Regions from separate parts of the Homo sapiens genome. Here region 2 is linked to region 1. Evidence: read pairs that join two places in POLR2A ChIA-PET (ENCODE). Cell type or tissue: OCI-LY7. All regions are shown on one strand. Links, peaks and the distances in the headings refer to the core of each region. The heading gives the core; the rest is flanking DNA.

Region 1 (17,042 bases), core at 4,975-12,974:
GGTCAGGGATGCAGCCACATGTCCTGCAAGGCACAGGTCCACCCCCTACCAACACATACACACACACACACACACACACACACACACGGAGAAGGATACAGCCCTGCATCAGAAGAGCAAGGGTGAGGAACCCCATTTCGGGACTGCCCTGCTCTCCAGACACCCCCTCTCTGCAGCCACTCCTGCTGCTGGTGTGGCGCCCACCTCAAGAGTCCACTCATCAGGTCCCAGAGAATGTCTTTGGGGTCTGCATCTTCCATAGTATATGGAGTCCTGTATAATTGCTAGTCCCTGCTAATCCAACATGCAGCAGAGTGCCTTGTCCAGAATGAGCATTTGATAAACATAAATAGTGGCTTAATAAATATTATATTATCCGTACCTCTAGTGTCAATAATCTTACAAAGAAATTGACCCACTAATAAGTTAGAGCCGCTGAATCCAATGGTAAGTTAGCATGTCCATACCAGGTATACCAGAAGTAGTACCAGGATAAAAATGTGAATATTCCTACCCCCAAAAATAAGAGTTTGAACTCTTACATAAGGCATCTTTTTTAATTAAAAAATCTCAAAGTAACCCAAAGAATAATTATTAAAATGATAAACCTGAGTCTTAGAAACATGGCCAAGGATTTCTTCACTTGAGTGGAAGGAGACCCACGTGATGATGACCTCTCTGAACAGCACCGTCGCTGGCCACTGTCACTCAGCTCTCTACAGGTCTGACCATTTTCCATGAATTCACACACAGCTATTGCGCACCTACTATAATTGCCAACTGTTCTAGAAACTGGGGATTTGAAAAGTAGAAGACGCAGCGCGGCCCTCCGAGAGCTCACGGTCAGATTGGCAATGTGAAGACAATTGTTCCCAGTGGGTTAAGGTGCTGTAGACCCCAGAGAATATGCGTCCCACCACTGTGTGAGCTCACGTGATCTCATTTCCTTTCAAGGCAGGGGCAGTGAGGCAGAAGGCCCGGGAGGGCTGTCATCCAGGCGGGAAACCATGGTGCTTAGATTAGATGGTGGCAGAAGCCAGGATGATGAGAAACGCTCAGAGCTGAGTCTATTCTCAAGCCACAGTCCTCATCGGTACGGCTCCTCCACTGCAGAACCCTTGAGAGGGGCTTGGCTCTCGCTGAAACCGGGCTCCCCCTGCAGCGTGAGGCCAAACCCCAGGCCTTGGCAAAACCCCCTGGGCCGTGACTGCCCATCAGGCCTCACAGGTGGCAGCCAGCAGCCTCTCTCCTCACGCACGGCTGGAGCACAGTTAGCAGCTTCTCAACATTCATGTTCCCAAGGGCAGCAGGATGACAGTCAACCACCCCCACAACGGCCTTCCCACCGCCTCTACTCTGGGGCATAGAATAACACCAGGGAGCCTCAGGCCAGCCACCCCTGGCTGCAAATCCCAGCTCCCCTGCCACTAGTGCGGGACATGGGCCCGGTGCCCAGCCTCTCTCAGCCTCCGAGTCCTCATCTATAAAGTTGGTAGCAGAAAACTCACTCTCGGGATCATTCTGACAAACAGACAGCACGTAAAGTACTCGGTGTGTGCAGAGCGCTCAGAATCCTACTCACGTCTCTTCTCTCCTCCAATGCTGTGACAAGAAAACCACCCGCTTTGGCAGCGCAGGAGGCCCAGCTCTCTGCTAGCAGCTGGCCACTTAACTCTGGACCTCCAGGGCCCAGCTGTCTGTGACCACCCCAAATGGAGGCAGTGCTGTCTCCTTCCAGGAGCACGAAATGAGGTGTAAGTACAGCCCCCGACACAAAGGAAAGGATTCCTAGCGCTGGTTATTAATATCTTATGGGCAGGAAACATCTACCAACCCTGTCACCAGCAGGTTCAAATACAGCCATTCAATCAGCACTTATTTATCACCTTCTGGGCGATGGTGGGATTGGGGGAGTCGGGGGGCAGGTGGTGCTGGTATAAATCAGTAAATGAGAAGGGTAAACACAGCCTTTAAGGAGACACATAAAACAGCAATTAAAAACAAGGTCAGCAACAGACGGATTCTGGAACTACGGCTTATGTGTGCTGTGGCCTTGGGCAAGAGCTCCAACTTCATTTTTCTCAGCTGTGAAGTGTGTTATGAAGAGTAAGTGAAAGCTCACCTGTAAATCGTGAAGCACACTGCCTGGTACCCAGTGAGAACCTCCTCAATATTAGCTGCCACTGCAGTTTTCTTACACTTAATGCCGTCATTATCATTATTATTGAGGAGTAAGGCAATTGTTCGAGTTAGGACTTTTGCAGTTGTAAATGAAAGAAACTGATTTCATGTAGAGTAAGCCAGATTAAACGGTCTGTCTTCACATGACCAGTGCATCCTTGGTCAGGACAGATGCAGGCCCAGCTGAATCCAGGAACTGAAGTGATGTCTTCTGGATTCCCACTGTTGTTTTCTGTTGCTTTTACCGCTTGCTCTCTGCCTAAAGCAATTCTTTTATACTCAGATAACCTTTCTCTCTTTTAAAAGGAAAATAGCCTCTAGGATCTTCAGAATTTTATCTTCCAATTTCCATGGAAGTTTTTTTCACACACACACAAGCACACACCTACAAATAAGGCTTCTCCCTTCTCCTGTAGCTCCACATGATTCCAGGAAAGGACTCTGACTGCCTAGTCTGGGCTTCACACCCACCTGGGCTGATCCTTGGGTGGGGAAGAGCGGTGGGACCAGCCAGACCTGCGGCACAGGCTCCCCGGGGACTGCCGTAACAGAGTCCACTACTGGCAATTCCATTTGAATCACTGGGCTGGGAGAAAGTGTTCCCCAAAGGAAAGGGGTGGGCAGAGTGGTGAGAGGCAGAAACAGAGCCCCCAGCAGCATCAGGCACAGACAGGCATGAAGCTGGAAAATGGTACAATGAGGTCAGGACATTCTAAAGGAGCGAAGCAGATTCTCTGCAGGTCTTTGGGAGGAAACAATGAAAAACTTTGCCTAACTATCACCCTGCAGGACTTCTGCCTCCCAAGGTTCACGGCTTAATTTGAAAGTGACTCAAACTCCGGTAGGTTGTTCATTTCATTCCCAAGAATAAAATCATAAACATCTGGGCAGAAAGCTTTCTGTGGTCCTAAAACTAAAATCATAAACATCTGTGGCAGAAAACTTCCTAAGGAACATTGCATGAATGCTTGGCCAAAATTGAGTTAATTCGATTCTTAACGTTTGAGTTAAAGTAGTTTTTTATTTCTTTATTTATAAATATCCCAGGAAATACTCAATGAATCTTTGAATTGTCTTTTTTCACTTCAGTAAGTGTTCCCAAGTGCCCGCTGATCTGATTAAGTCTGCAATTAAAATCCAGGTCCTACAGAGCAGCGCTTTTGTGATCACTAGCCCAGTAAAATCACAGGGAAGAGGATAAAATACAGTTTCATGTGTCCCGATATCCTTCATCCCTTCTCAACACAGACTTTAAGGTTTTTGCAGATAAATACGAAACATGCTTTGCCAACCTTCTACAAACACACCACCTGGCATCTCATCTAGTGCCTGGTGCCAGTGATGGGAATGGGAGTTGATTTTCAAAGCTGCACTCCCCGTCCTGCCAGTTAATCAGCTGGTGAGCAGGGCCTTGCTTTGGTGACAAAGGTCTGGAAGTGACGTCCACATCACTGACTCAGCCACGACCGCCAAGCCCCTCACAGCACCAGCGCCTCTCAATCAGCACCTCTAACACCTGTCCACTCAGGGGCACCATGCGGGGGACACCCAGGATGCCTTTCTTCCTCACCTGAGCAGGGGAAGGGGCATCACACTCCCCAGCTGCCCCCAGCAGCCCTCAGGCCTGGGACCTGCACCTTCCCGGGCTGCCCCCACACGCGCCCCCCTCCAAGCTCTGGATCCTACTACCCAAGGCTGCCCTGTAGCTTAGAACCTGGTGGTCTCCTCCCAGATGCCCGCTAATCTTCATCCTTGGCCTGGCACTCGGTTCTCAATCCTGTGACAGAGACGCCCCACCCTGCCCCTAACCTTGACTAAACTTCAGCCAAGCTTCTTCCTGACTCTCACCTCCACCTGCCTTTTCTTGGAGCATTTGCGTTAGAAAAACTTGTCATTGTAAATTCTTTCTCTGCCCCTTACAAGGGGCAGAGAAAGGAGATGTAAGCCTTTTGTGACATATCTTGCCAGTTGTAAGGCCCAGGGAGTGTCTTTCTCAGTGATCTGGAGGCCGGTCATTCCTTTGAAACATAATCACGGAGGAAGACAGTGGCCACGTCCGGTCTCTGTGGGAGGAAGGTGGGAGGCAGACCCTAACCTCAAGGCGCACTTCTCTCCAAGTCTCATTTCTCTTCAAGCCATGCGATTCCCTCCATCCCTCCTGTGATGAATGCAGGAGAAAGTTCGCTCTTCCTTCAGGGAGGGCCATTCAGGAAATACAGATGGCCTAGACCCAGACCCCAGCTCTTACAAACTCCACCCTCTCACCCTCGGTCCACAGAACTGAGCTCAGACAGCCTCTGCCTCTCTCGCCTACTGCAATCGCCTTCAAGAATAAAGTCTCCCCGCTGGCTTAACTCCGTCCAGCGCAGGCTTTGCTTTGACTCCCGATGAACTCATGCATCCCTCGGGGGCCTGGGACATCTGCACACTCTGGCCACACCCAGAATGATTTCATTTGATTCCCGGCATGGGAGCTCTGGAATGCTTATTTCAAGGCTCCTCTGCCACCTGGGGGGATGCTGAGGGCCAAGCAGCTCTGCCCTAAGCCCCTGCTCTCTGACCCCGCTTCACACGCCTGTCCCTGGTTCCCATCCTCCACGCCCACCATGAGCACCAGCTGCACTGCCAGGCTGGTCCTGACAGCACGCCCAGGCTTGCGGTCTCCACTCGGCTCCTAAACCAGACGCCCTCCCCTTCACCCCCTGATCTTCTGCCATCCGGTCCTTTGCCCTGGGATGCTCCTCCTGCTCTACCTCACCATCTCCTCGGGACCAGCCTTCCCCCAGCCTCATAGGGTGACCCACCATCCCAGGGGCCTGGTGACCCCTTCCTCGGGGTGTTGAGGACCCCTGTGGAGCCTCCAGCATCTGTGCTTTCCTGCATCCAGGCACAGTGAAGGCTGCAGGATATCTGCTCACTGTCTCCTCTGCTAGGTCCCCTTGAGGGCCAGAACCTCGCTGCACCAGTGGATGTCACCTGAGAAGTGGTCACAGTGTTCACTGGGCAGGTTAACTTATTCCACAAGTACTTGGACACGCAACCCTGAAGGAGGCGTGGTTCTGTCGGCCCCAGAATATGAGCTCGCGCAATCCTCACGGCATTCCTGTTGGGTACTCGCCATCGCCTTCCCATTTTACAGGTAAGGAAACAGGTGCAGAGAAGTGAGGCAAAAGCCAAAACCCCTCCCAGGTAGGAGGGGGTCAGATCCAACCCAGGCAGGGGGCCCCTGAAGAGTGAACTGCTGTGAGAATCAAGTTAAAGGACACACAAGAAGCCATTCAGACGTGACTGGAATGTAGACTGTGCCCAGCACCATGGTCCCCTCCCTTCTAGAAATTCACCACAGCCCTGGCAGCCTCCCAGCCTGAGAAGCGGGTGTCACCTCATCAGGAAGCTGCTGTCTGCTTTTCCGCCTCCCAGGAGCCCCACGTGCCCCTGTCTACTCATTTCCTTAGACATGGCGGTGGGCACACCGCGCTCTGCAGAGGGGCCTTCCTGCGTCCACACTGCATGAGTAAAACGCGGTGGGGTAGCGGGTCCAGGATCCTCCCCCAAGATGAGAAGAGCTGGCTACGCCTGGTTTATGGATAGTTTTATAAATTGTCACACACACACACCCTTCCCGCGCCATTCTATTTCCATTCTGCGGAAATCCTGGGTGGAAGGGAGCTTTATTCCCTTAAACTCTGTTTTAAAAATACTGACCAGAAAACCATCGATCCTCTTTCTGCCACCGTAAATGAGTTTGTGTTTTCTAGCACTTCACGCACCTGGCCTCGTGCAGCGAGAGCTCCTCTGGGCCTGGCTCCTGTCACTCAGCACGATGATTGTGAGTTTCCTTCCTGCGCTGCATAGGTGAGGAGCTCGTCTCTGCTCACTACTGAGCACCGTTCACCGTGTGGACACACAGAGCTGTGCATATTCCTTCACCTGTTGGGAGACATGTGGGTTGCTCCCTTTTGGAGATACTATGAATGTGGCTGTCATGAACATTCATGCCCAAGACAACAAAAACACCGACAACTCCAGCGAGGTCAAGCGCTGCACTTCCACAGACATCCCCACCGCTCCTCTGGTGCGTCCTTCCACCACTGCCCTGGAGCTGTTCCAAGGCTCCTCAGCCTCCCTGCCAACTGACTGACTGCCGGACACGTTCAACCCAGAGATCTTACAGTTCAAAATGCCGCGTTGTGGCCACTTGTTGACGGGCGCCTTCCACCAGACGGGGAAACAGCTTTACTGTGCAGCAGGTCCTCCCTGGGAAACGGGGAGTGAGATGAGGCTGCAGGTGAATGGGCTGAAACCTCCCCCAGCCCCTCCCGGCCTCACCTAGCCGTGTCCTGCTGCAGGAGGTGCCTGCGGAGTTGCTTCACCGGGTCTGGATGAGTTAACCTTGATGCCCTTCCTCCGGCAGAGAGGGACTTCTGTGCACAACACGCCAACCAGAGGAGCCCGTCTCATCAGAAAGGCGGGCTCTCCAGCACAGCTAGAGCAGGTGGGACAATGAGTGAGGCAAGAGGGGCTCAGGCAGCCCAGCTGACGGATTAACTGTGAGTGCGTGGGGTGGGAGCGGCCAGAGAGCGGAGGTGGGAAGCGAGGCTTGAGGAAGAGGGGCAGCCGGCAGCAGGGGCTGATGTCTCTGAGAAGAGAAGCCCATCCGTGAAAGGCCGAAACTTCAAATATTCAACTTGCATACCTGGGGATCCTTGTGTTCTTTTGCTAGCATTTGTTTTAAGTATGCAGGGCCCACTCCCACATTCTCTGAACCCTGCCTGTCCTGGACGCCAGGAGCTTTGGTCTCCATCACTGGGAGAGGTGAGTCACCCCATCTCTGTCTCCGTAGCCACTGACCCACGGACTTTTATCATTTTCCCCCAAGAATTCTGTGAAAGTGTCCCAATCATTTTTCTGCCTCCGGTCTCATCTTTCTCAAATGTTCCCTCAACAACGAGACCTCTTCTGAAACACAAACCACCACACTGCGTCCCCAGAGCCGAGATGGCACCACTGCACTCCAGCCTGGGCCACAGAGCAAGACTCTGTCTCAAAAAAAAAAAAAAAATAGATTACAGTGATGGAAATATATTAAAAATCACTGAATGAACTGTATACTTCAAAAGGTGGAATTTTATGGCATATAAATTAATCTCAGTAAAGCTAATTTTAAAATAGAATGATGCTATCTAGGTCCCTCAGGCTCCATTCTGATGCTTGAACAAATGCTTGTTGAGTCCCTAACAGTGTGTCCCAGTGGAGCATGACAGAAAGAGTTCTGGCTGGAAAGACTTTCAAACCAAGATCATCAGTCCCCCATCCAGAGGCAGGGAAAACCTCAGTGGAGCCTCAAGGAGCACCCTACTCCAGGCAACATGGTTTCTCCCTGTGCCCACCAAGAAGAGTAATCCCCAGAGAGATAAAGAAATGATTCACTTCATGAAAGTATTTACCTTTCACCCACAGTGTCTCCAGGAGGTCTGCCCGTGGCGTACGTGTGCTGTCTGCCCAGCACCACCAGTTCTGGGAGCAGCACGGCCTGTTTCCTGGAAGCTACATCCACGTGCATTGCATCCATACGACTCCTGTGTGCTTTGTTCCCAGGATTGGTTATGGGCTTGGGCCTGACTCAAGACTGCGTGACTGCAGGGCTCAGCCTGACTGTTACTAAAGTGTGCCCCATTCCCTGAACGTGTAGACTTGGGCAGTGAAGGAGGGGGAGCCCTCTCTCTTTTTGACTGTGGCTAGGCAATAAAAGTCTAGGAAGCTCTCAGCAGCCAGGGAGGAAGGCAGGCGCTGGAGCGATAGGGGCCAGTGGGGCCAGGATGAGGGAGAATTTCCTACAGCGCTGGTGTTCCAGTTCTGATGAGCCTCAGGCCCACAGGCATCATGGCCCCCCACGCAGCTACCCTGGCTTCTGTGGCAAAGGACGAAGATGAACCCTGGCATGATTTCATTGTTTTATTAAATTTCATTGTCTCCTTTTCACTTATCTTATTCAAGTTGGGTTTCTTTCACTTGCTAATAAAAGTCTGAGCAGATAGATTACTAAAAATGATTTTGTTTCACCGACTTTAACTCATTCCAGCATTATTTACTGAGGCACCGCTGTGTGCTAGGTGGCATTCCAGGTGCTGCGTATTTATCCAGGAGCCAGCCAGAAGCCCCACCCTGTGGAGTCTGTGTCTTCACCTACAGGAAATTGCTCATCCCGTCATGGATTCACAGACACTTACTGAATTCCTAATAAATAAACTCTTCATTCAGTAGCGTTAAATAAGTTTCTTGAAGCTAGACTGTTGATATTTTGAGAGATATTGTCCATACTCCTGGTCACCTCTGATTTAAGGGCATGCAGGACCTGAGCATTTTACCAACCTACTTAGTGCATTAGCCAGGGTTCTCTAGAGGGACAGAACTCATAGGATCTATGTATATATGAAAAGGGAGTTTATTAAGGGGAATTGACTTACATCAAGAGTGGTTTGCCAGGGGCTCTCGGGCCTTTGGCCACAGACTGAAGGCTGCGCTGTCGGCTTCCCGACTTTTGAGGTTTTGGGACTCCTCGGACTGAGCCACCACTGGCTTCCTTGCTCCTCGACTTGGAGGCAGACTTTCATGGGACTTCACCTTGTGATCCTGTGAGTCCGTTCTCCTTAATAAACTCCCTTTCATGTACACATATATCCTATTAGTTCTGAGGAAGAGTGGAAGTTGCACTTAACTGAGAACGTGTTTAGTCATTTCCCATTATGCAAAACACTGCGGGGATTTCTCCAGCCCTGCTATTATGTGGGAGAACAGGTCTCAGGTAAAAGTTCAAAATTATCGAAGTGAAGAAAGTAATTCACTAAAGGGTCTGATGATCAAGCTTGTCAGCTGCTAATAAGACAGCTGAGAAGAAGACTGAGCTGAATGTTGCACGTGGAAATGCCAAAGTCTTCACTGATGTCAATAAAAATAAAAAAAAATAAAAAAATAAAAATAAAAATAAAAAAAAATAAAAAAATAAAAAAAAAAAACTGGTTTTGATGCACAGGTGAGACTAATATCTCTAATTGTCAATTGTCCATAATTATTGATAAATTAGCTTTCCCTCCGCCTTTTAAAGTCTGGAGTTTGGGCTGCTATGCCATTCTTATCTAGTGCCAATATTTACAACACAAAGAAATTTAGCATGTTTTAAACAAATAACACTACTTATAAGTAGAATTCAAGTCTTTGTCTAATCCAATGTACAAAAAAAATTGTATTTATGTCCTGAGTTTCACAATTTTTCATCTTAAACTATTTCAGTTTCTCAATTTTTAATCACTTGTTCTGGCCACAGAACCAGCCAACAATTCACGCGCTGGACATGTTATTTGAATGTATGGTTTTCTGTTGTGTTTGGATGGGACTTACTTTCTATTATTAGTCTATTATTTCTAAGTGAAGGACATGCTAAAAATGCCTCCAAAACCCATCGTATAATTCATCCTCCTGGTGTCTTACTTTGTAGTCTTAGGATTAAAGGGAGATCATTCTGAAACATCGAAATTTGCATGTTAAAGGGGACTGCCTGAAAGGAGGAAGCGCTTTTCTCAGGAAACCATAATTACACAACAGAATAAGAAAGTGGTGATCGCAGTGGCCTGCGCCTAAACACCGCCTTCTTCAGGATCGTAAATTCCTAAGAATCCAGAGCCGAAAGAGACCCTGCAGATAGAAAATCAAGTTCAAGCCTGTCGTTTAAACGATGGGAACTTGATGCACACACACAAGGAAATTAACCGACTTTCATAGGTTAACTTTGCCCAGTGATGACTGAGAATACCTAAAATAAATGACTTTCCATGAGTCCTTGTATGAAGATTCTGGGTGACAGGGGAAATGAATTAGAAATGGGTAAATATACATGCACCCCAGTTACATAGCAGCAAAATCAGAGCTTGGAATTCCTGCCTCTTTCCTAATGCTGTGACTGACCTCCACTGCAATGCTGAGTTGCACTAATTAGTTCTCATCCAGATTCGCCGTCACGTTTTCTAAAGTCCCATTCCTAAATATACTCTTCTAGTCACCTCAGATGTGAAGATTTAAGAATAGACACTTTGTGTGAGCCGAGGTTGTGCCACTGCACTCCAGCCTGGGCGACAGAGCCAGACTCCATCTCAAAAAAACAAAAAAGAATAGACACTTTGTATGTCTTTATTAATCACAATTTGGGGAATATGCAACGCATATAGAATGAAGAGTATCCGCAAATGGTTAAATGCCACAAGTACACTTTAAAAATAAAATCAGAACCCGGGTCAGGCATGGTGGCTCATGCCTGTAATCCCAGCACTTTGAGAGGCCAAGGCAGGTGGATCACCTGAGGTCAGGAGTTTGAGACCAGCCTGACCAACACGGTGAAACCCCATCTCGACTAAAAAATACAAAAATTAGCAGGCGTGGTGGTGGGTGCCTGTAATCCCAGCTACTCGGGAGGCTGAGGCAGGAGAATCACTTGAACCCAGGAGGCGGAGGTTGCAGTGAGCCAAGATCATGCCATTGCACTCCAGCCTGGGCAACAGAGCAAGATTCTGCCTCAAAAAAAAAAAAAAAAAAATCAGAACACACTGGAGGACGTTAGTAAACCCAGCTGTCAGAAAATGTTTAAATATAGGGCAAGTAAGCAAAGTCCTCATCTATCAATCTCTGTTTTCAGACTCTTCATCTTAGTGCACTCTGGCTGCCAAAACAAAATAGCATAAACTGGACTGCATATAAATAGCATAAATAAATTTCTCACGATGTGAGAGGCTGGGAAGTCCAACACACCAGCGATTTCATGTTCCAGTTCATAAACAGCATCTTCCCACTGCATCCCCACATGGTGGAAGGTGCAGAGCAGCTCTCTGGGGCCTCTTTCATGAGGCCATTCATCCCATTCATGAGGGCTCCACCCTCCTGATCTAATCCCCTTCCAACCCATGTCCTACTACCATCCCTTTGAGGGTTAGGATTTTAACATGAATTTAGGGGCAATACAGGTATTTGGACCATAGCAGATATTTACTACAATAATAGCCTTTTAACCACATCTTCATATAACACAATAGATCAAATGATCAAAAAATTAGTGTTATTCATATAAAAATATACATACATTCTAATCATGAATAAGCAAAAAAAAAAAAAAAAAAAAAGCTGAAATTCTGTCATAAAACAACAGGAATGTATTCCCCCACAGTTCTGGAGGCCCGAGGTCTGAGGTCAGGTGTAAGGGCCGCCTTCCCTCTGAAGGCTCTGAGGGAGGACCTGTCCTTCCTCCCCAGCTCCAGGCAGTACCTGCGTTCCTTCGTTAGTGACAGCCTCGCTCCCACCTCTGCCTCTGTCAGCGCGTGGTGTCCTAAGCTATGTGTGTGTATGTGCCACATTTCCCCCTTTGTGTGAAGACACCAGCCATTGCCTTGGGGCCCATCCAAATCCAGGATGACCTCATCTTGGTTAATTACACCTATTTCCAAATAAGGTAACATTCAGAGGTTCCAGGTGAACATGGATTTTTGGAGGCCACCTTTCAGCCCAGCACATGAACATTCTACAAAATAACTGGCCAGTAGCCCTCAAAAACCTGAAGATCTTAAAAAAGAAAGATTCAGACACTGTCACAAATAAGAACAGGGGTCCCCAATCCCTGGTCCGTGGCCTGTTAGAAATCAGGCCACACAGCAAGAGTTGAGTGGCAGGCCAAGGAGCATTACCACCTGAGCTCTGCCTCCCATCAGATCAGTGGCAGCATTCGATTCTCATAGGAGGCCAGACCCTATTGTGAGGGACCTAGGTCATGCACTCCTTATGAGAACCTAATGCCTGATGATCTGAGGTGGAACAGTTTCATCCTGGAAACATCCCCCAGACCCCCATCCATGGAAAAATTGTCTTCCACAAAACCTGTCCCTGGTGCCAAAATGGTTGGGGACCACTGGATTAGAAGACAGAAAAAGACAAGGCAACTCATTCACCTAATCCTAAGCCGGATGTTGCCCCAGAAAAGGCCATTAGTAGGACAACTGAAGGGATCTGAGTAAGGTCTGTGGAGGGCTTCATAGCAGGTGCCAAAGTGAGTTCCTTGGTTTCCATGTTGTACAACAGTTAGGTATGTCCTTCATATTAGAAAGCTGGGTCACCAGTATACCAGAAATCTCTGTACTATTTTCACAGCTTTTCTGTATGTCCAAAATATATTTTAAACAAAATGTTTAAACATTAGTATGACTAAAGAAGATGGACACTGCACAGCTAAGACGTTTTAATGTAATAGAATGTAAAGAACCTTGCATTCCACAATTTGAAAGCACACATTCTTTCCCTGCACACTAAGAACGGTTATAAAAACCACCTGCAAAGCAGACCACAAAGCAATTCTCAACAAATACCCAAGAATTGGGATCAAATGAAGCACATCCACCATGAGGCTATAAAATTAGAAAATTATGACAAAAAGATAACTACAGCCTGCCCTATGTACATGTGGACATCACACATATAAACACATACTTTTACACACACACAAAATCAGGGCCAAAGAAAAAGCCAAAAAGAAAATGATTATTTTAAGTGAGCAGAAATGAAATCCATGTGGGATAATGCAAGGATGGAAAGAGACTCGTAGTCATCAATACATATGTCAGGAAAAAAGATGGGCACTGAGCTTCAAAAGAAGAAGCTAAGTGAGCAATCAGTAAAATTAGTAATGAATAAAGAAGCCCCAGAGAACAAGGGAGACAGAAGCTACAGTGTTCACTGCAGCAGACTCTTTAGCATTCAAAAGTGGAAAAACCCTGACTGTCCATAGCAGAGGAAGACAGACGCTAGGGTTTATCCACGTAATAGCATACACGACAGCTGTCATGATGGGTGAGCTGGAGCTACCTGTGCATAGCAGCTACATCTCAAAAGCAAAATGTGAAACAAAAAGCAAGTGACATAAAGGCACATATAGGCTAATGCAATTTATGTGTTTTAAACACACAGAATACCTGGAAAGCACAAAGTATGGGATATTTTTAGAAGCAAACAAGTATCATACAAGTGCAAAAGCTTGCCTGATCATGGTACTCACTTACTTCAGAAGAGTGATTATTTCTCAGAGGAGAGAATGAGAGCAGGAATTAATGAGCTTCAGCTTTTTCAGTGTTGCTATTTATTAAAAAAAGAAAGGAAGGAAAGAAAGGAAGGAAGGAAGGAAGAAAGAGAGAGAAAGAAAGAAAGAAAGAAAGAGAAAAGAAAGAAGGAAAGAAAGAAAGAAAGAAAGAAAGAAAGAAAGAAAGAAAGAAAGAAAGAAAAGAAAGAAAAGAATACAGACCTGAGGCAAATACACCAAACTCTCACATCCATTTCATCTTAGTGGGGGACACATAGATGTCTTATATTATTTTGTCTACATTGCTGTATGTTCAAAATATTTCATAATTAAAACAAAGAAAACTACTAGGTCCATCTTTATAATTATCATCTTAAACCTCTTTCAGTTATCAAAGCATTATTTTATATATCTAAGAATGGGACATGGATTTGTATAGGTTGGCTACGAGTCAAATTACTAGAATCAAATTGAAGCTTGCTGTGACTTGAACAATGGTTAAGCCTGTTTACCTGGGGAGGCAAAGTTAGGCAGCCTGATGTTATACCCAATCAACCATCACCTCCTATTGAACACCTCCGAAAAAAAAATCCAAAACCAGCCTCTTCGCTTCATCCCACCATCACTGTCCTTGGCTGCACGCCTCAGCCCCCAGCCGGCAACGCCATGCAAATGACATGAAGCGGAAACATGAGCCGGCAATACCAAGCAAAATGTCAACCTGCTGCCCGGTCGTTTCCACTTTTTAATACTATATTAGTCCATTCTTGTACTGCTATAAAAAAATGTCTGAGGCTGGGTAATTTGTAAGGAAAAGAGGTGTTTTTGTTGTTTTTGTTTTGTTTGTTTTTTGCTTTTTTGAGATGCTCTTGTCGCCCAGGCTGGAGTGCAATAGTGCAATCTCGGCTCAATGCAACCTCCATCTCCCAGGTTCAAGTGATTTTCCTGCTTCAGCCTCCCGAGTAGCTGGATTACGAGTGCCCGACACCACGCCCAACTAATTTTTGTATTTTTAGTAGAGATGGGGCTTCACCATGTTGACCAGGCTGGTCTCAAACTCCTGACCTCAGGTGATCTGCCCACCTTGGCCTCCCAAAGTGCTGGGATTACAGGCGTGAGCCACCACGCTTGGCCGGAAAAGAGGTTTAATTGGCTCACGGTTCCGCAGGCTGTACAGGAAGCATGGCAGCTGCTGCTTCTGGGGAGGCCTCAGGAAGCTTTGAGTCATGGCGAAGGCAAAGCGGAGCAAACGTCTCACATGGTGTCTCACGTGGCAGGAGCAGCAACGAGACAGGCAGGAGGTGCACCCTGTATACCTTTTAAAAACGGATCTCAGGGCAATTCACTCACTCACTGTCACCAAGGGGACAGCACAGAGGGGATGATGACAACCCATTCGTGAGAATCCCACCCCCATGATCCAGTCACCTCCCACTAGACCCCACTCCCACGCTGGGGATTACAGGAGGCCCCACCTCCCACACTGGGGATTACAGGTGACATGAGATTTGGTGGAGACCGCAGATCCAAACCAAGTCAAATATCACAACTGCCTGCAGCTTCATGCGCTGTCAGCTGCTTGCCATCAGGCAGCCAGGGAAGCTTCACCAAACACGGGACAGGAATTCTCTCAGGGTGGATCCCAAACTCCAGGCCATTCCCAGCTTTCTTTCCTTCTAAGGTCTTATTTGTTCCTGTAAGCTGTCTTGTTTTCTGATTTTGTATTTCTGTCTTGTTTTGTTTGGCTTGAGCTAGCCAGAGCCAGTTTTTCATGCTTGTGGCTGGTACCTGTTTCCTGGGGGCTGCCATTATAAAGTACCGCAACCGGGACTGAAAACAACAGAAATGTATCATGCCACCATCCAGGAGATCAAAAGTCAGAGACCAAAGTGTCGCAGGGTTGGCCCCTTCTTGCGGGCTGTGAGCGAGAATCCGTTCCCTGCCTCCCCGGCCTCAGTGTCTCCCGGCAGTCGCCGGTGCTCCTTGGCTTGCGGCTGCACCGCTCCCGTCTCCGCCCCGTCACAGGACACTCTCTCTCTGTGTCTCTGTGTCCAAATTCCTCTCTTCTTACAAGGACACCCATTCATGCCTTAGGACTTGCCCAGTCCAGCATGGCATCATCTCAACTTGATTATAGCTGCGAAGAAAGACCCAGCCTCCAAATCAGGTCGAGTTCACAGTGCACTAGAAATTGGGACACGCACATACCCTTTGGGAAGACGCTATTCAACCTGCGACGTTGCCCAAATGACCTCAACTAATAATAAATAAAATTTATTCTATTTAATGTGTAAATAAAGTTTACAACAGAGCCTGTTGCTCTTGCCTTAAAGAGCACTCCTGAACTCTTCAAAGCCCCTCGTGGCCCTGGGACAGGGGGCCAGCCCCTTCCCTGTTCCTTCTCACCCCGTACCACCCCATCTCACAGCACCCACTTCCTCTGCCCGAGACACTCGTGTCTCTGCCAAGCCCACTTCTGCGCAGTGGAGAGTACCTGCTGATCTTTTGCATGACTGCTAATTCAGCAGAATACTTTAACAGATACAATCGCTTATATGCACAAAAGGGCATGGCCACTCCCCATTGTCATCCTGGGGAGTTGTCGCCATTGACTCGTGAAGTTACATGCTGAAGATATTGCTCAACACATGTCAATGCTCCTCTTTGGGAATTGTCTTCAAACACAGCTAAAGATGAAGCCATATTCTTTTTAGTTCAAAACAACATCAACATCTCATCTGTTCTGCTTGTTTCTCAAAAGATGGATATTCACCACTATCCGCGACAGTCATGAGATCAGACACCACAACTGAAAAATTTGAATATTTGAGAAAAGAGTAAGATCTCCCACAAGCAATGTGAAAAGACAAACTGAGAACCATCCTGTTCAACTCATGCCACAAATGGCCAACTTCCCTAATCCATAGAAAAATTTACAAAGCATTAAGAAGAACAACAGACTCAAGCAGAAATGGTTAAAGGCAGTGAACAGAAAGTTCACATGGAAAGAACTAATAGTGTGAAAAGAAGCTCAACCTCACTCATTATGAAAACTGTACCAAGATAACTTATCACCTCTCAGATCAGCAAGTCTGAAAAATTTGACAACACACAGTGGGACAGATTCTTAGGAGGGCAATTTGGCATTAATTATCAATATAATATGTATAACCTTTGACCCAGCAACTACCTCTACAAATACATTTACATGTGTGTTAAGTGATGTGGTGTGAGGTATTTCTTTACATCATTATTTGTTATAAACATCAGAAATAACCTAAATATCTCTCACTAATTCAGATATTTAGTATCCGAGTATTTATTTACTCTGGGTAAATAAATTATATCACATTCATAAAATAAAATTCTATACAAATGTTTAGAAGTGAGTATGTTTCCTACCTTAGTCCCATCAGGTTGCTACAACAAAATACCATAAGCTGGGCGGCTTTTCACCACAGAAATTTATTTCTAACAATGTTGGAGCCTGGGAAGTCTCAGATCAGTGTCTGGTAAAGACCTGCTTTCTGGTACCTAAATGGCGCCTTCTTGCTGTGTTTTCACATGGTGGGAGGGGAGAGCCAGCCCTCCGGGGCTTCCTCCATAAGGGCACGAATCCCATTTGCAATGGCTCCACCCCCATGGCCTAATCGCCTCTCAAAGGAGATCCCTGGGGATTCAAATGGAAACGTATGTATTTGGAGGGGATGCAAACACTCAGACCATAGCATTCCTCAAGTACTAATATGTTATT
Region 2 (11,761 bases), core at 1-8,000, 97 kb after region 1:
CTTCCCTCCTCAATTTTGTGAGTCCAATAACCCGTGTGTTTTTTATCTGTTAATCACACCAGACAGCATTGAATTGTAGAAACAATGCCGTAAACATTGGTTGGTGGGGACCTTACCCACCCATCCCCTCCTGTCTGCCCAGGGATGGGAATGGATACACACACACACAAACACACACACACACACACACACGGGATGGAGGGTTTCCAGATAGGGCTCTTAGTGACCAGGAGGCGGAGTGTAGGGCCCTGGCTGGTGTGAGCTCAGAGGGCTGGACTTCTCTCCAGGAACAAACAGCCTGCAGTACATAAGTGAGTCACACTAGGTCTGAATCAGACTTCAGGGTGGTCTTAATGGCTGTGCCTGCCCCTCTCTCCAGAAGGAAAAGAATGTAAAATTGAGACTATGTACATATTATGGTCCTGGGTTAAAGGCTCCCAGGAAATGAGAGATTGGGTGGAAAATTGGTACAAACTTAAGTGCAGAGACCAGGGTGGGGCGCTGCAGGGAGTGGCACCCGAGAGAAGCAGCCTCCCGGTGCTGCTGGTGGGTAGCACCAGGGCCAGCGCGGCTGCCCACAGCACTGACGCCCGCTCAGTGAAAGCTCCAGTGTGACTCATTCCTCCTCCAGAAATACTCCTTGGCCATGTGCATTCTGAGAAGTGAACAGGAAATTAGTGCAACACGGTTAGGGTTGAAAAACACAAATGTGAACAAGCTGGATGGTGGTTGTGGAGCCTGGTGAGGTGTGAACAGTAACTGAAATGCTAGCGGGCTGTGCAAGCAGTCTGTGCGTGCCGACATGACGTCACCTCCAGGATCCCTCTTTCCCTGGCAAAAGCAAGAAGGAGCATATCATCCACAGTGTGATGCCATTTATGTGAAGACAGAAAGGAGGGAAAAGAATACCCATGTGTCATTGTCTGAAGGTGCCCAGATGATTGTGCAAAGTCTGGAAGGAGCTGGAAATGCCAGCTGCCTCCCAGAAGGGGGCGGGGGGGCATCCAGGAGACCCCGGGGTTTCAGCACGCAGCCACTGTGCACTTTCTAGAGCATTTGAATCATTCAATGTGCAAGTGTGACATTTCAAAATAGTTAAGTAAAATTGATTACAAATATATCAGGAAGCTGAACCATGTCTTCTCTCTGCACTGGTGATCAAACTATGTACTGAAAACTTTAAACTCGAAAAACAAGCTCACACTGCCATTCGGGCCCCAAACGACAGGCAAAGGGAGGCCCAGAGGAGAAACTCTGAAGCCGAAGATTCCCAGAGGAGTGGCCAGGGGGCCTGGCCCACCCCATAACACCACAACAGGCCGCTTCCTCCCCTGGAATGCAAAAGTGCCTCCGGACATCAGCTTCGTTTTCTGTCCCTAAAAGGACTCATTCTCCCATCAAAGTGGTCCTGACTGGTTCCAGTTAGCCAAAGGTGTCATTGGAGGAGTAAGGCCTGGCGTCAGTTCTGCCGCACAGTGTCACTTAGAATCTAAAGCAGTAACTATGTGGGCTCACCCTTGGAATAAATGGGATGGCATGTAGCTAATTTATTTTACCTAGGCTGATATTCCAATTTTTTTGTATAAAACTATACCAACTGGGTCCAGAAAGTGCTTAGGTGCTTAGGCAGAGAAAACAAGCCAGAATTCCGAATCCTGCGCAGAAAACCCTCCTCTGAACCAAGGCTCTATATTCTATCTTGAAAACAGATGTGAAACTGATTATCTGATAAAAAATTTATAAAGAGACAAATGCATTACAATTATTTTGTTGATAAAACAATTTATCTTAAGAAAAGGGTTTGTTGTGTTTTCTTTTTCCAGAATAGTGAAACTAACAGAGGAGAATCTGAAAAAAAGAGAAACCTGGGTGAACTTTCACGGACAACCTCAGAGGACAACGAAGTGTTCGGTAGGTGACGCAGATATCGGCAACATGGCGCCACATGGTGACAGCGTGCACCTGCACTCTCACTCGGGGAAGCCTTTGATTTTTTTATTGCATGGGTGATCCATGGATCTGTCTGTACTCATTACTAAAACATAGAGGCTGGGATCATTGCTTCATGTCTGTAATCGCACACTTCATGGGGTCTATGCAAGAGGATCGCTTGAGCCCAGGAGCTCAAGACCAGCCCGGGCAACACAATGAGACCTCGTCTCTACAAAAAATAAAATAAATAAATTAGCCAGGTGTGGTGGCATGCACCCGTGGCCCCAGATACTTGGGAGGCTGAAGTGAGAGGATCACTTGGGCCCAGGAGGTCGAGGCTGCAGTGAGCTATGATTGCTCCACTGCACTCCAGGCTGGGCAACAGAGCAAGACGCTGTCTAAAAAAAATTAAAATGTCGGCTGTGTAGATACGTGGCAGATACAGCCCCTTCCTCCCCTCCTGCAATCCCTTCCCATCTCGGTTTTGTTTTTGCTCGCATGCCTTGTTGCACACATAGACATTCAGCATTTCCCAGGCTCACTGTATGGTGTTTCTCTGATCGTCTGTTTGTCCAGCCCTGTGTGAGCATCGGGAAGCCTAGCAGTGTTTGTAAAAAATAGCTAATGAGGAAATGAAATTGCACCAAAGCCTGGATACCACGGTGTTTATCTTAACCACAAAGAGTGACTCAGAAGGCATTGGGAAATAACTGTTGTCTTCAGAATTTTACTTTTTTGTATTGCCTTATTGAATATAAATTGCCTTTACATATTTTTGTGGATTGAATGTGTCCCCTACATTTCGTGTGTTGGAAGCTTAACCCCCTAAATTTCTATGTTAATTGGACGTGGGGCCTTTGGGATGTAACTAGGAGCAGAGACCTAGTCATCAGGTCATTGGGGTGGGGCCCCTGATGAGACCAGTGGCTTTGTAAGGAGAGGAAGAGAGGCCTGAGCCAACTCTTAATCTGTGTCACCATGCGATGCCACCCACCACGTCATGGCACACTCACCAGAAGCTGAGCAGATGCCAGTGCCATGCCCTGGGACTTTCCAGCCTCAAGAACTGTAAGGAATAAATTTATTTTCTTTATAAATTATCCAGTCTCAGGTATTCAGTTATAGCAATAGAAAATGAACCAAGATATAATCTTAGCATTCATCTTTGTTTCTGCTTCCCCTATGAGTGACTGACCATGTTCTCATTTGAGGTTTACATTAATGAGGTTGGATCCACTCGTCCCATCATGACACTGAGGCTCAGTGACTTGCCCAAGACCACAGGGCTATGCAGGTCCTCAAAGCAGTTCTATTCTGCTGTGCACAGCTCTTTGATTTTCTTCATCTATTCCTAAAGCAAAGAGGAAAAGGGGTGGAATGAAATGTGCTCAGATCCTGAGAACTCACTATAGGTCGAAGGAAAAAGGAGTGATTTTGTGGCTACTAAAATACGCATCCCTTTCCCCAAGATCAGGCCACCCTGTAGGTTACAGACAACATTCAAGGCAAACAGGCTTCCTGGCCACATTCCCTAGCATGATCTTTGCTTATTTATGGAAAGGCCTTTCTTTATATTTCAGCTGTTAGACAAGATAATTTATGCCGATTTTTTTTGTTCGTGATTAACTTGCTCTTTTTCAAAAGTCCTTTCTTTTCTACAATTCCATCCTTCTTGAGCAAACACACATAAAACAGATTTAGTGCTACCGACTGTTTCAATATCTTAAGCGTCCATGAAAATCAACATAACTCAAAGGCCCAGAGACTGAAAGCAATGAGGACTCCTTTACTAGAAAGGAGATAGGCAAGTGCAAAAGGGACTCAGTGCTCTGCTGATTTCTGCATACTTTATTATGCTCTTTATAGGAATTTTCTTGGAGGCATGTCTGAGCATAACTCACCGCCTTCAGGTACTGGGGTTTCCATCCTCAGTGGCAGAGGAAGAAGAGGAAGGAGTTGAAGGCAGCCGCGTCCATGACTAGGAGCAGCAGCGTGCACTCTGGAGAACACTTAGGGTTTCGTAGAATAGACAATCTATGAGTTTGAATGGGATGTCCCAGCCTTGATGGTTTTAAGAATAAATCTGCCTATAAAACTCTAGAATAAAAATTCATTTAGATGATCTCTTTACTCATACATTTCAGCTACATATATAAAGACGTAATAGAAAAGCACGAAGACAAATGTCCAAATTTAGGTTTTACACATAAATAAAAGTGAGTTCTAGAATGATTTTGGCTAAGCCTACTGTTTTTTTAAGCAAACATCATCTTTATCATTATTCCCCTAGCTAATTGCTTTTGAGATTATTCGTAACGATGGCAGCGGTTCTGTTACCATCAAATACACACATACACACACACACACACACACACACACATATGTATAGGTATATATACAGCATGGATACAATATAACATAAAAAGGTCTTCTATACTTAGCCCTTTCCTTACGCTATCAAGATGATATCATTCCTGAAGCCCTTCCAAACGCAGCCCTCCTTAATCTTTTCCAAGAGATACTGAGTTTAGAGAGTTATTACCTAGGATTGAATGTGAAAACTACTGGAAATGATGGAAATGCAGAATATTTCCATCATTTCACAAACGTGGGTTGTGTTTTGATAGGAAGAGCAATACTTCTGCCTGTTGTGTTTACTGAGGTGTTCCCAGGTCCTTGGACACCGGAGCAAGGCTCGCATATCTGCCGAATGAACTTAGCTCCCACATTCCAAGCCTTTCTGCCCGTGAGTGTGCCGAGGAAGCAGTTCTCAAGAGTCACCTTCAGGCCTTTGCAGCTGATGCCTGATTCAGGTTGAGTCAAAACCAAGGGGGAAGTGGGAGGAGCTTGTGGTCCAGGCATCCTCATTTCATCCACCCTAGGGGAGGCTGGCCCAGGAGGCCTCTGCACGCATTATTTAGCAGCAACAATCCCAAGTGATGCCGACCTGGAAGGGCCTGTTGAACTGTGGGGCTTTTGCTATTGACCTTAATAATTTCCCATGCCTGACCCTTTCCTGGGGCACACAGAACTCTACTCTAAAGGCGCAGAGTGCTGAAGGAAAAGAAACTAAAATAATCTTGGCTATTAGTCTTGGCTGTATAACCTTGGAGGCATATATGCAATTTCTTTTAAAATTGTAATGTATAAAGTGACTCTAAATGAGAGCAGCAGCTCCCACCTACTTTAGGAAAAGGTCTTTCCTTGACATGATAGTAAATCCCATCAGTACGTTGGGAAACCATTCCTGATGTCCCGTGAGCACAAGTCACCGTGATCGTGTGATGGTCATCTCTAGGTTCTTGGCAGCCGTTTCATCCACGCATCAGAAGAATGAGCGAGGAATGTGAGAAATGGGCAGAAAGCCATCATCCTTAGCTAACCACTCTGCAGGACACGCATACCTAAGATCTCTGTGAACGTCGAAAGGCAATAGTGTTGTATTTCAGCTGATAAGAGAGTCCCCGAGTTAAGACTGATTGGCGCATTGAGAAGTTTGTGCCAGGTGCTGACTCTGGCACAGGTGCTATTGCTATGGTTCACACATTGAGTGCTCAAAACCACAAACAGACAACTAAAACCACGCAGCCTTCCTCCTCGTCTCTGTGAAGGCCAAAGCCAGTCATTCTCTTAGCAATCCACTTTGAAGTTTTATTTGCCCTTCATGTTCTGGTAAAAATCTCACCAAAGGATTGTTTTCAATCTAAGTAAATAACTCGTTAGAGCACACTTTCAAATATCTTCTGTGATTTGTTTTTTTTTTTTCGACAGCTTTCTGGTTATGCTTAAGACTGTTTTGCCTAGTTACAAAAGGAGGAAGAAAACACTCTAAGGCACGACAACCTAGAGAACTGGGCGTTGTCCAAGCTTTGGGGAAGCAGGCCATTTTTCAGTAGACCAGTTGCTGCTAAGCGTTTTCTGACCCACACACCCACAGGTAGTGCACACACTGTCCTCCTCCTTAGAAACCAGGCGGGAAGGAAGGCAGGAGTCAGTCTCCACCTCTTCTCCCGCCAGAGTTGACTAATCGTGGGGCTAAACTAAAGGCAGGCAATTCAGTTGAGGTGAGCGAAGTCTTAGGTCTCCCTAAATTATACTAAGGGAGGAGAGGAGTGGCCAAAAGAGGGCACTACTGCCCCGGTGACTGACTGTGGTTCCTCTCAGCCAGGACAGGCATCTCAAAGACAGGGCTGGAGGGATGTGGACTCCGTGTCATGTGTAAGCTAGTTCACTCCACATGTGCCACAGAGGATGGATGTCCTACCGTGAAAACGTCACCAGCCCGCGTCTGTGTTCACTGCGTCCACTTCACAGGGCCAAGTCCTGTGTGCACAGCATGTAAGGGCAAACCCCCATGAAGAGTCATGAGGAAAACATTCACAACTTCATTGCTCAGACAATGGAGATAGAAATATCTGTGTTTAATGTTTATTTAAAAAGTATTCATCCCAGAAACATTTAAGTACATATATTGGTGTGTGCGTGTTTTCACTCTTCTTTATTTTATAAAGCTTGAGTTAGCTGACAGTAGGAAAAAACACCAGGAAACAGTAAAATGTAAATAAAATTGAGAAGTCTAGATGAAGTGAAGGAAGACCACAAACACATCAACCATGTGACAATGGCTGCAGGGAGCCGCCCGTTTCACTCTGAGCTGCCCAGCTGCCCAAGTGGAAGGGGACCCCGGCCAGCCTGAAGTCTCTCATTTTACACAGCAGGTGGTAGAGCCCTACCACCTTTTAGCTGTGTGCTTTTAGCAATGAACTCCTCTGTTTGTGTCTTGGTTTCCCCATACGTAAGTAGGGGTAATCATAAAATGACCTGTGAGTAAGAAACAACACATGTGCACGTGTGGGACTCTCCCATCTCCTCACAGTACTCAGTAAACATTGGCTAGTATTTTCAGAGAGAAGACTGCAGACATTTTTTGAAGCATACAGAGCTTTGTTTAACAAATACTAAGAATTTTTCCTGCTTAAATTTTTATCACAGACAAAGAGTCACATGGTAGTCAACGACCTCAAGGTATTTTTATAGCACATGTGGAGATTAGTTTTGTATAGTTATTTATTGTAATAGAATTCAGTAAGGGCCAGTGGTGCAACATGAATCTTCCGCATTGCAAGCCAAGAGCCTATGATCCCTGTGTCTAGCCATCAGAGGACCTGCTATGATCCACAGACAGAATTACAAGAACTTGGGGTCCCTTCCCAGAGCCAGGACTTTGATAGGCATTTCATAGCACAAAGTTCCAGGTCCCAGGCTCTGAGAAAGGCCCAGGAGGAGTTCTGAGCGGCTGGTTGCTGAGGCACTGCGTGCCTGTGTTCCATTGAGGGTCAGCGGCAGCCTCAAGAGAAGACAGACTCCACCTGGGAAACAGGCAGGTGTGACCATTGGCTCTGCCATCAACTCTCAATGCAACTGGGGGTGCGACTTCATCTCTCTGTGCCTGTTTCCTCCTCCAGAAAACAGGGTTTCCTATTGACCCTCAAGAATTGTTGCAAGGGCCCATTGAGAGAACAATTTGGCCGGGTATGATGGCTCATGCCTATAATCCCAGCACTTTGGGAGGCTGAGGCAGGTGGATCACCTGAGGCCAGGAGTTCGAGACCAGCCTGACCAACACGGGGAAACCACATCTCTACCAAAAAATACAAAATTAGCTGGATGTAGTAGTGCACACCTGTAATCCTGGCTACTTGGAAGGCTGAGGCAGAATTCCTTGAACCCAGGAGGCAGAGGTTGCAGTGAGCTGAGATCACACCACTGCACTCCAGCCTGGGCAACAAGAGCAAAACTCCGCCTCATAAAAAAAAAAAAAAAAAAAAGGAGAGAGAGAGAAAACAGTTATACTCCATTACAGGATGCTTTAACATCTCTACTGCTTGAAGCCACGTTCATACAGTGAATAATGAGTGCTGCCGTTCATTAGCATTTTTCATGTGCCTCTGAGGACCTGGGTCACATCTGCCATAAACACTCATTCATCATTGGTACTAGGATGTCCTGCCTATGTGCTTTCTCCATTCATTTATTAAATCATTTTTGAGCACCTCCAATGTGCCGTGCCATATACTGGAGGTGGAAGAGAGAGGGCAGGAGGTTAGAGAAAACAAAATAGAGAAATGGCGGGGCCAGCCATTCTGGGGACTTCACACCATTTGGGGGATGGTTTAACATAGAAGGACATGGAACGAGGGCCTCAGCCTCCCAAAGTGCTGGATTACAGGCATGAGCCACCACGCCCAGCCCATAATTTGCTATCTTATTGCCACAAAGAGTCTATTCCGTCTTGCCTGGAGGGCTAGGGCCTTTATTTTTACTTTACATCACTTTTCTAAGAGGCTGTTCCTGTCATATCTAACCAAGAAGCCCGCCTGTCTCCCATGCCACACTTCTTTATCCCACTGCCTTATTTCATGTCCTTCACATTGGCCTTTTGGTTATTGCATTTGCATACTTGGTGTGTTTTTTCTTCCACAAATGCAAGCCTCTTGAAGGCGGTGCATCTCTTATCTGTGCTGGCCCCTATTTTTATTTGAATTGGCCACCAGGTGGAAGCACTTAGCACTGAAGTGGACATACCAAATGGCTTCTCAAGATCCATGTCTGCTTTTGCATCTTGGTGTATTTTTACTTGTAATAATATTCCCCTGATTTTTTAAGCAAAAATATATTTATTTATAGTGTTACACATATGTCAAATTTGATTAATTAGATAAAAATTAATTAATTTTAATTTTAATAATGTAATTAAGGTTAAATTATTATCATTAGAATTAAATTAATTATAAATAATTAGTGACTACTTTATAAAATTAAATTATTATAATTTAAATTCATTATAATTAATAAAGCAGCAAATTGAATTAATAATTAAAATTAATTAATGGGATTAATTGATGAACTAAAAAATAATTCAACTACCTGACATAACTGTCCCATTTTCCATTTTGAATTCTGATCTTTCAACCAACAACATTTTTCTAGGCTGTTTAGCGATCCTGTATTATCCTTTTAAAATAGCTCCTTAATATTCCATATGATTGAACAGTAATATCATTCCTCTATTGCTTTTCATTTTGGTTGTCTCAAGTTTGCTACTAGAAACCATGCTACAGTTGGCACTTTGATTTCAGTAGGGTTTTTTCTTTCTTTTAATTGTTTTAATAGGCTTCAGTCAAAGTAAGTGAGACGGCTAAATTATTTTCCCCGAACTCGTGCTGGCGAACTGCCCTTCCCGTGGCTGAATATGCCTATTTCCCCAGCACGCTTCCATCTTGGGGCAGCCTCAGGGGGTTGTAAGTTGGTGGGCTAGGGCTGGATGTGGTGGCCCTCAGGCAGGTCTCGTTATGTCCATATGGTGGAGGTGTTTTCTTTTAATTTTGATGACATTTGGAAACGGTAAACTTTCCCCGGAAAATGTTGAACTGCAGCGTCTCTGGAAACTAAAGGCCTGGCAGTGGCCTTCTCCAGGCTGCAGTCGGCCGGCCGAGGAGCCCCCATCTCCAGGGCCTCCAGGTCCCCTGCGACTTTCCTCCCTCCACGGAATAAGCTGCTTGACCCCACAGGCCTGGAGCTTGAGACTTGGTCCCCAGTCTGTTCCAGATTAAAATGGCTCTGGGCACCATTCCAGTCACTGCGGCCGTGTTCCAAGTGCGTCCACGATTTCGTTTCTTAAAGTGCTGTTTCTGTTGCTCAGGATTCTGCACGCGGGGGCGGGGGTGGTGCTGGAACAGCTCGTCCCCTGTGGGCGTCGCATCAGCCGGTGGGGGCTGGGGTCGTGCCCGGGCCTGGGGTCGTGCCTGGGGCTGGGGTCTGCCGGAGGCCGCTCCCTCCCGTGGCTGGCGAGCTGTGCGGGGCGTTGGCTGGGTCCGGCCGGGCTGTCAGCCTGAACTGGTGCCCTGGGTTCTCCAGGTTTGGCCTCCCCGCAGCGTGGAGCAGGGGTCCCAGGTGGGTCCTGAGAGTCGAAGCCAGAGCGGAGCCACTGCCTGCTGTGACCCAGCCTGGGAGCGCTCGGCATCCCCGCATCCCCGCATCCCCACCGCCCCTGAGGTGGACGTCCAGGGCTGGGGAGGGGATGCCTCTTCTCCCCGGAGGGTCCCTGAAGAGCCGGTGCAGCCCTGGGTGTCCTCTGCCGAACTTAAAAAACACTCCCCGCTCACGCCTGTAATCCCAGCACTTTGGGAGGCCGAGGCGGGCGGAACACGAGGTCAGGAGATCGACACCATCCTGGCTAACACGGTGAAACCCCGTCTCTATTAAAAAAAAAAATACAAAAAATTAGCCGGGCGTAGTGGCGGGCGCCTGTAGTCCCAGCTACTCGGGAGGCTGAGGCAGGAGAATGGCGTGAACCCGGGAGGCGGAGCTTGCAGTGAGCCGAGATCGCACCACTGCACTCCAGCCTGGGCAACAGAGCGAGACTCCGTCTCAAAAAAAAAAAAAAAAAAAACACTCCCCGCCTTCCTCAGGTGTCCCCCTTCAGAATTTTCGTGTAGCGGTTTTTTAAATCATTGCATCTTTGTTTAAATTTGTTTCCAAGAAACGGCTATGAGAAAATCATTTTTTGAGATGCTATTTTTCAAATGATGTGTGTATTTAATGCATCCAGGTTAGTAAACTAAGCTACAAGACTTTAGTAAGTAGCTGTCATTTCCGATGTAAAATTCCATTTGGACCTGGCAGTCGCGGGAGCTCCTCTCTCCTTGTCCTTCTTCACACACAGTCCTTGTCCTTAGAGATAATCACTGCACGGCCTTTCCGTGGGAATATTCGGTGCTAGTGTGAATGGATCGCTAATTGTGATTCCGTGGCTGCCTGAGGCCTTGTATTCCTGTCTAGACAAGCCACAAAACCCATTTTGTGAAATAGCATCTTTGGGCTGGGTATAAATCATAGAAACAAAATCACAAGTTGGGGGATGAAGGAATATTCAGATTATCTTGTCTGACCCCGCCTTGCATGTCAGATGAGGGTGCAGCTGCCAGGCAGACACTCAGGAGCAGGATCGGAGCCCAGTGCTCCCAGCCAGCCAGGGAGACCGCAGCTGGTTCCTTGAGGGGCAGGGCAGTTCTCATGTCTGTCTGACAGATGTGAAAACAAACACTGTAACAGTTACTTCTCCTCTGTGCGTTGAAGTGAATGTTAATGATACTTTATATCATTAAAAACCCAAACACACTTCTGAATATTTACCCTGCTTCATTGTAGTACCCAGGCAGTTCTTGGGGGACATGCCTCCTTCCCGTCTCAGAGGATGTTTGTTTTGGGCCAAAGACCCCCTGCTTCTCAGCGGCTGAGTGGTGAAATCTCACGCCGTGGGTGTGGGCGTGGTCAGGGCACGTGGGAAGCCGGTTCTCCTCGGCAGCCTCTCCTGAGAGCTGTCGGACAAAGGTCTCGGCTTCTAGGAGTTACTTTAGTGAGGCCATGTCATTTGGTAGTTAGGACTGTGGACTCGGTTCCCCTGTGCAGAGGGGGGTTGTGTGCTCAGCTGCAGGTTGCTGGGAGGACTCAGTGGTGTCAAAGAAAAGTTACCCCAGGGAGAGTGAGACAGGCAGGGAAGACGTATCCCAGACTATTGCAGTAGGAGAGAGCGAGCTGAACTCCACCCTGCTGAAACGAAAGGCGGGAGGGTTTTTAAGCACTGGGGTGAGCTGGTGGGAGAGTCCTGGAGGACATCGGATGGAGGCCGGTTGGTGCAGTCAGGCCAGCAATGTTTGCAGATTAGCGCTTACCACAGTTAGGCCCCTGCCTCCCGCAGGGACTGGGAGCTGAGGGTGTTATCTTCCTTGTTGGTTACATTTCAAAGGCTCCTGGGTCCTTCGAGAAG

The links. Peaks named below come from ENCODE experiments on the same cell type or tissue, not always from the same donor. Only the 100,000 strongest peaks of a DNase experiment are listed, where the experiment ranks them.
Region 2: POLR2A ChIA-PET joins it to region 1 with 18 read pairs; 2 of 35 experiments call an interaction of 5 or more read pairs at or near these places.

What each region holds. Positions count from the first base shown.
Region 1 is chr18:77,153,469-77,170,510 of GRCh38, reverse strand. No RefSeq gene overlaps it. Among named protein-coding and RNA genes, the nearest start is that of MBP, 29 kb to the right of the region's middle. RefSeq lists enhancers at 9,498-10,068, 11,705-12,205. In OCI-LY7, for the core only: no CTCF peak of the experiment used is centred there; no DNase peak of the experiment used is centred there.
Region 2 is chr18:77,056,448-77,068,208 of GRCh38, reverse strand. MBP (myelin basic protein) reads left to right here. Exons shown (of 9, transcript NM_001025101.2): 3 at 1,824-1,911. Among named protein-coding and RNA genes, the nearest start is that of MBP, 70 kb to the left of the region's middle. RefSeq lists enhancers at 796-885, 2,291-3,490, 4,906-4,995, 8,986-9,619. In OCI-LY7, for the core only: CTCF peaks have their summits at 482 and 6,017 (motif pointing right); DNase peaks (open chromatin) are centred at 4,778, 5,488, 5,788 and 6,058; H3K4me3 peaks cover 1,598 bases; H3K27ac peaks cover 3,717 bases.